Regions from separate parts of the Mus musculus genome. Here region 2 is linked to region 1. The links are chromatin loops, found by intact Hi-C in ENCODE. Cell type or tissue: heart. All regions are shown on one strand. Links, peaks and the distances in the headings refer to the core of each region. The heading gives the core; the rest is flanking DNA.

Region 1 (2,875 bases), core at 376-2,875:
AAACAGAAGGTCGGCCCCCCTACTGTTCAAACGGACCATCCTGAACACATCCCACCCACCTGTGGTCTACCCACATTCTTGTTCTTCACCTGACAGGTTGTGTGTACTGTTTGTGTCTACTCTACTAAAAAAGCAAGTTTCTCGAAGATGGGGCTTGGTTTCCTTATCTGCTGTACTGTAAATGTTCAGGATCTGGGGAGCGAAATGCTTCCGCAGAGAATCTATCCAACATCATCAACAGAAACCCAGAGTTGGGGTAGATACCCTGCCCCCACCTTCTTACCTGTCTTTGTATTTGGACAACTTCTCTTCCTCCCAGGCCGTGTTTCCACCCCCGAAGTTGTCCCGGATGGTTCTCTCCAGGCCCTGCATATGGAAGAAATTAGGAATATCTAAGTACAGAGCTAGACACATTCATTTGGATTTTTTATTAGTTTGTTTTTTGTTTTGTTGTTGTTTCTGAAACAAGGTTTCTCTGCATAGTCCTGGCTGTCCTGGAACTTGGTCTGTAGACCAGGATGCCCTGGAACTCAGAGATCCACCTGCCTCTGCCTCCCCAGTGCTGGGACTAAAGGAATGTGCCGGCACTCCCGGCCTAACATTCTAACATTTCATTATTTTATGTTATTGACCAGAAAACTGAGGCACTGTGACACACCTTACCCAAATGCCATACAGTTAAAGCCAGCAACCCACACTGGGACTAGACACCATGCAGATTTGCAGAGAGAGCTCCCTGCTCTCCAATAATGGGCCCCTCCCTCGTGGCTATTAGTGCACCCACCTTGTTGAAGTTGTCCACCAGTGCCCGGCAGGTATGACACGGATGGGGCTCAGCTCGGGGAGAAGGATGGGGAGGAGGAGAGGGTTGGAGCCAGACAGGTCCTGGGAGGCTCAGAAACAGGCTCAAGCACCAGAGCAGAGATGGGACCAGGCCCCTTGGGGGCAGTGGAGCCATCTTTTCCCAGGCTGGGGACGTGCAGATAGAGGGCAGGGGGAGGGTTCACTGGAGAAGCCAGGCTGTAAGGGAGGAAAGCGAGGCGCCTTGGGGCTCAGAGCCCCAGACCTACGTAATTACAAAACGAGGATAAACTGGGGTAGTGGAAGCAGAGGCGCTGGAAGGGGTGAAAGAGCCTAATCTACGATTCCAGCAGAGAAATTATTTCTCCGTTACCGTAGGGGGAGGTGGCCGGGATCGCGGGCAAAAGAATAAGCGTCAGCCCATTGTTTTAGGGTCTCAGTGAGTTATTAGGGGCCAAAATTAGAGAGAGGGTTGGATCCCAAAATATTCCGAGAGAAAGGCGGATGGGCGGTCCTGGAGGAGGAGCCCGGATCCGGATATGAAGAGAAGGGGTCAAGTTCAGAGCCTCTTTGGGAGATGGAGGCACAGCCTGAAACAGGACTGGGAGGATCCAAACCCTGCTAGACCTTAGAGGAGGAGGGAAAAAAAAAAAAAAAAAGTCCCCGCCTCCGCCCCGGGCGCTGTGGGCCGAGTCGCCTCAAAGCCACCGCCTCCGTAAAAAGTACACCCTTCTTCAACGCCGCAGTCCGGAGGGCGGGGCCTTCTCCCAGCCAATTATGGAAAGCCATGTGCCATGGCGTCACCCTACACTAGCCAACCAGAAGCGGCTCCGGGCTGCACCTGTCCGGGCTTTAAAGGGCAGCGGGGTTAAAGGCTCTGTTAGCGGGTCCTCGGAACAGATACACGAGTGCTACTTGGTTAGGAATACTGTATCGGCTTTTATTCTAGTGTAGTGCAGGGTCCCAGGTCCCATTCCTCGCAGCAGCCTGGGGCTTCCGAGCTAGAAGTACAGCTGTCCAGGGCGGACCGCAGCGCCTGGGTCACTCGTTCCACCCGGTCCGCGGGTCGCCCCGCGGAAGTGGAGCAGCCTCCCTGCAGTGCATCCAGGAAAGCCGGCAGCTGCGAGGGCAGGGAGAAGAGCGGGGCGACGCGGAACGGGGAGGGCACAGAGTCTGGGTGCAGCAGCCCGTCGAAGTAGACCCCGACGTAGCGGCCGGTCGCCCGGCCTTGCAGGAAATCGGGTAGCACGCAGCTGAGCCAGGCGGCGAGGGCGTCATGCGGCCCGGGCTCCACTGTCTGGAGCTGCAGCCACTGCTGACACTGCGCCACGGCCGCGGGCGAGAAGAGAAGGATTACCACGCCACCCTCCTGCAGGATACGGCGTCGCTGGTGGTGGAACCAGGCTAGGGCTCCGTGCGCGCTCAGCTCGCGGCGGCTCCACAGGTCCACGGCCACGCGCAGTGGCATCTGGCTCAACGCGGACGCCAGTGCTCCCACCAGACGCTCGTAGCCCGCTCCGTCGGCGGAGTGGAGGAGCAAGGCCGTGCGGGAGCCACGGGCCGCTACAGGGATAGTGGAGCCTGTGAGGGTGAGCCCGGACCTGCCTTCCCTCCACCCAATTGAGCCCCAGCGCCACTGTTTGAGACTGTCCTTGGGAAACCAGGACAGGAAAGCACTCACCTTTCCTGCGGTCCTTTTTTAGAAGGAGGAAGAAGAAAAGCGCCGCAGCCAAGAGTAGGCAGGCCAGCCATACTAGGACCCAGCGCCTGTGGATGTCTGGAATAGACAGGGGAAAATAATGGGCTAGTAAGAAACCTTTATCTTTTACTCCACCTTATCGGAGGAGAAAAAAAATGAGTCTATATACATGAAGTGATCTGCCCCAAAGTCGCATTTGTCAGAGCCCACGCACTGAAAAAGCTCCATGTGTCTCTGTGACCTGCCTCCGTTTCCATGCCTGTAAATATGGACAACAGCATCAAGTGCATTCAGATTGCAGCTGATATTGCCCCTGAAGCCTAGGGTTACAGGCCCTTAATTTTGCTGTCTTGCATGATTGCAATAGCCCCTATC
Region 2 (2,879 bases), core at 1-2,500, 140 kb before region 1:
CCTGACCTGGGTACTGAGAAGCTAACCCTGAAAGAGCAGTATAAACCGGCCTTGGTGACAAAGGCCTTTGCTTTAATCCCAGTACTCAGGGGGCAGAAGGAAGTTGGATTTCAGTGAGAGGCCAGCCTGATCTACAAAATTCCCACATCACTCAGCTGTCTGGCTGGTTGCTTCAGACACAATCTTGGGGCTTAGCCAAGGCTGGACTTGCACTCAGTGAAATCCTTCTGTCTTGGCCTCCTGAGTCCTGGGCTACCACACACAGATCTGGGTACATTTTTTTTCAATACATAAATAAGGCAATGTCAAACAGCCCCAATTCACTACGGCTAAAATCAACTTTTGAACTTTTTCTCTCACTGTTTGGCGGCAAACCAAAAAAGCCTGGTGCAGTCATCTTGCCTCGGTTTTCTGAGTCCTGGGGATTGTACACCTGAGAGCGGCTTCACTTGTTTTTCATAGCCATCCAGTCATGACACTGATAGAACTGACTGACTTCCACTGATGCTTGTCACAGTTAATAAGCTTACGTGGTCAGGCTTGGTACAAACCTGAAATCAGTGGCGAAGGCAGAAAGATCGAGAGTTCAACCCGTTATCCCATACTCACTTGTTTTCGGCCAAGACGCCAATCGGTAAAGGTGATCCCCCAACTACAACTGTTAACTCCCTCAGCTGACTTATCCTACTCCGGTTCTCCTAAGCTGCGTGCTCTTTCTTCACCTGGACGCACCCACACTCTGCCCATGCTTTCGCAAACCTCTAAGCTCGGTGCCTAGCGCAGCAATTATGACACAGGCTGGTTCTTGTCTGTTCATACATTTTTTTTGTCTGTAACCCTCCAAGTTGTCATCACCAAGGCAGGTTCGCATGCCGAACCTGACCGGGAACTGGGTTAACACTGCATCCGAAATCACTGGTAGGGGCCGGGCATTTTCTCGGGGTAGATGCAGTGGGTAGGGACAAGATGCTCGGGGTCGGAGAGAAAGCGCCCCGCCTGTTACAGCAGCAGCGGCCTAGCGCGCGGCTCGTACCTCGGTAGCTGTGGATGCGGCGGCCGGTGCCCGGTGGTAAGATCGGGTAGGGCTGAGGCTCGCCGTCGAAGTTGAGCCACAAAGGCAGCACGACGCGCGGGCTGCGGTTGCAGAAGATGACCTGAGAGGGCTCGCGCGAGTTCACCGAGCGCAGCACCGGCCGCGGCCGCCCAGCCTCCATCTCCTCAGGACCGGGCTCCCCCGCCGCCTCCTCTGGACTGGCTGCCTTCCGGGGCATTATTGGAACGGGTCCCTCGGATTCGCAAGCTGGACGTGGGCGGCGCGTGCGTGCGTGCGGATCTACGCGCTCCGGGACAGGTCTGCCGGTCCCAGACGCGCTCCGGGCAACTTGAAGGCGGAAATGGCCGCCGGGAGCCCTCAAACTGGGGGGCGGGGCGGCACGGAGCCAGGGGCCGCGGCGGTGGGCGGGGCCGCAGCAGTGGGCGGGGCGGCGGGGCGGCGGGGCGGGGCCGCGGCGGAGCCCCGGGTTATAAATTCCACCTCCTACAGTTGGGTTTCTGTTTGTTTCCTTTCCTTTTCTTTTTCCTTCTTTTTTTTTTTTCCCCCAAGATAGAGTTTCTTCGTGTAATCCTGGCTGTCCTGGAACTCACACCCTAGATCAGTCTGGCCTCGAACTCTCGGAGATCTGCCTGCCTCTGCTTCCAGAGTACTGGGATTAAAGCCGTTATCTCCATGCCAGAAAGACTTGCTTTGAGGTAGGGTCTCACTATGTAGGCCTAGAACTCATTATGTATATCCGGCTTGTCCTGAACTCAAAGATCTCCCTGCCTCAGACTCCAGAGAACAGGGACCAAGGGCAGTTGGATTTTTTTTTTTTTTTTTTTTTGGGTAGCATTGTTTCCCCCTGGCTGGTCTGGAATTCCGTGTACAGACCAAACCAGCTTCAAACTTAAGAGTGATCTCCTGCCTCTGACTCCAGAGTGCTGGAATTACAGGCATGAGCCTCATATATATATATATATTTTTTTTTTTTTGAGTGTACTTAAATTTAATTTCTTCTCTTAAGATCTCCACGGGCTTGCCATATTTCCCCTTCTGCCTTTGCTTTTTGGTTTTTCAAGACAGGGTTTCTCTGGGTAGCTCCAGCTCTCTTGGAACTCACTCTGTAGACCAGTCTGACCTCCAATCTCCTGCCTCTGCCTCCCAAGTGTTGATATAAAAGCTGAGTACCACCGCTGCCGGGCCCACCTATGCTATTATTTAAAGTTTTTCTCATTGATGAGTTTGAGTCTGTCTCTATTTTTAACTACACATTTCAAAATGTCTTCCAGAGTACAAAAGTAAAACTTTCCCTCCTTTTCCATCTGCATTCCCAGAAAACAGTATTACCAGTTTTTGTTTCCTTTCAAACTTTTTTATGTTTGTGAATAGAATTTTAAAATATTTTGTCTTTTTCTTTTTAGACGCAGACTTATTGCATAGTTCCCATTGCCTTGCAGCTGAATATATATAGCCCAGGCTGGCCTCAAATTAGTGGCACTCCTGTGTCTGCCTCCCAAGTACTGGCATTCTAGATATGTGCTACCATGACTGGTTCAAAGAATTAGCATACAACTACTATCAGATAACATTCAGTGCCATTTTTCCATAGACATTTCTGGCAGAAGTTTCATCAGATGAGCTTTTTTTAAATGTACGGGCCGGGCAGTGGTGGCGCACGCCTTTAATCCCAGCACTTGGGAGGCAGAGGCAGGAGGATTTCTGAGTTCGAGGCCAGCCTGGTCTACAAAGTGAGTTCCAGGACAGACAGAGAAACCTTGTCTCAAAAACCCAAAAAACCAAAGTAAATAAATAAACAAAAAATTAAAAATGTACGGGTGTGCAT

The links. A loop is a pair of places that touch in the nucleus more often than their neighbours do. Peaks named below come from ENCODE experiments on the same cell type or tissue, not always from the same donor. Only the 100,000 strongest peaks of a DNase experiment are listed, where the experiment ranks them.
Region 2: a loop joins it to region 1, with 2.4 times the contacts of the local background. A loop is called at or near these places in 1 of 42 quality-filtered maps.

What each region holds. Positions count from the first base shown.
Region 1 is chr6:113,481,986-113,484,860 of GRCm38, reverse strand. Il17rc (interleukin 17 receptor C) reads right to left here. Exons shown (of 18, transcript NM_178942.1): 17 at 2,483-2,578; 18 at 1,698-2,364. The coding sequence ends at 1,742. Creld1 (cysteine-rich with EGF-like domains 1) reads right to left here and starts at 1,505. Exons shown (of 10, transcript NM_133930.2): 1 at 785-1,505; 2 at 284-366. The coding sequence starts at 958. In heart, for the core only: no CTCF peak of the experiment used is centred there; DNase peaks (open chromatin) are centred at 900 and 1,570; H3K4me3 peaks cover 2,500 bases; H3K27ac peaks cover 2,135 bases.
Region 2 is chr6:113,622,533-113,625,411 of GRCm38, reverse strand. Vhl (von Hippel-Lindau tumor suppressor) reads right to left here and starts at 1,418. Exons shown (of 3, transcript NM_009507.4): 1 at 1,034-1,418. The coding sequence starts at 1,271. In heart, for the core only: a CTCF peak has its summit at 1,137; DNase peaks (open chromatin) are centred at 201 and 1,301; H3K4me3 peaks cover 1,855 bases; H3K27ac peaks cover 1,362 bases.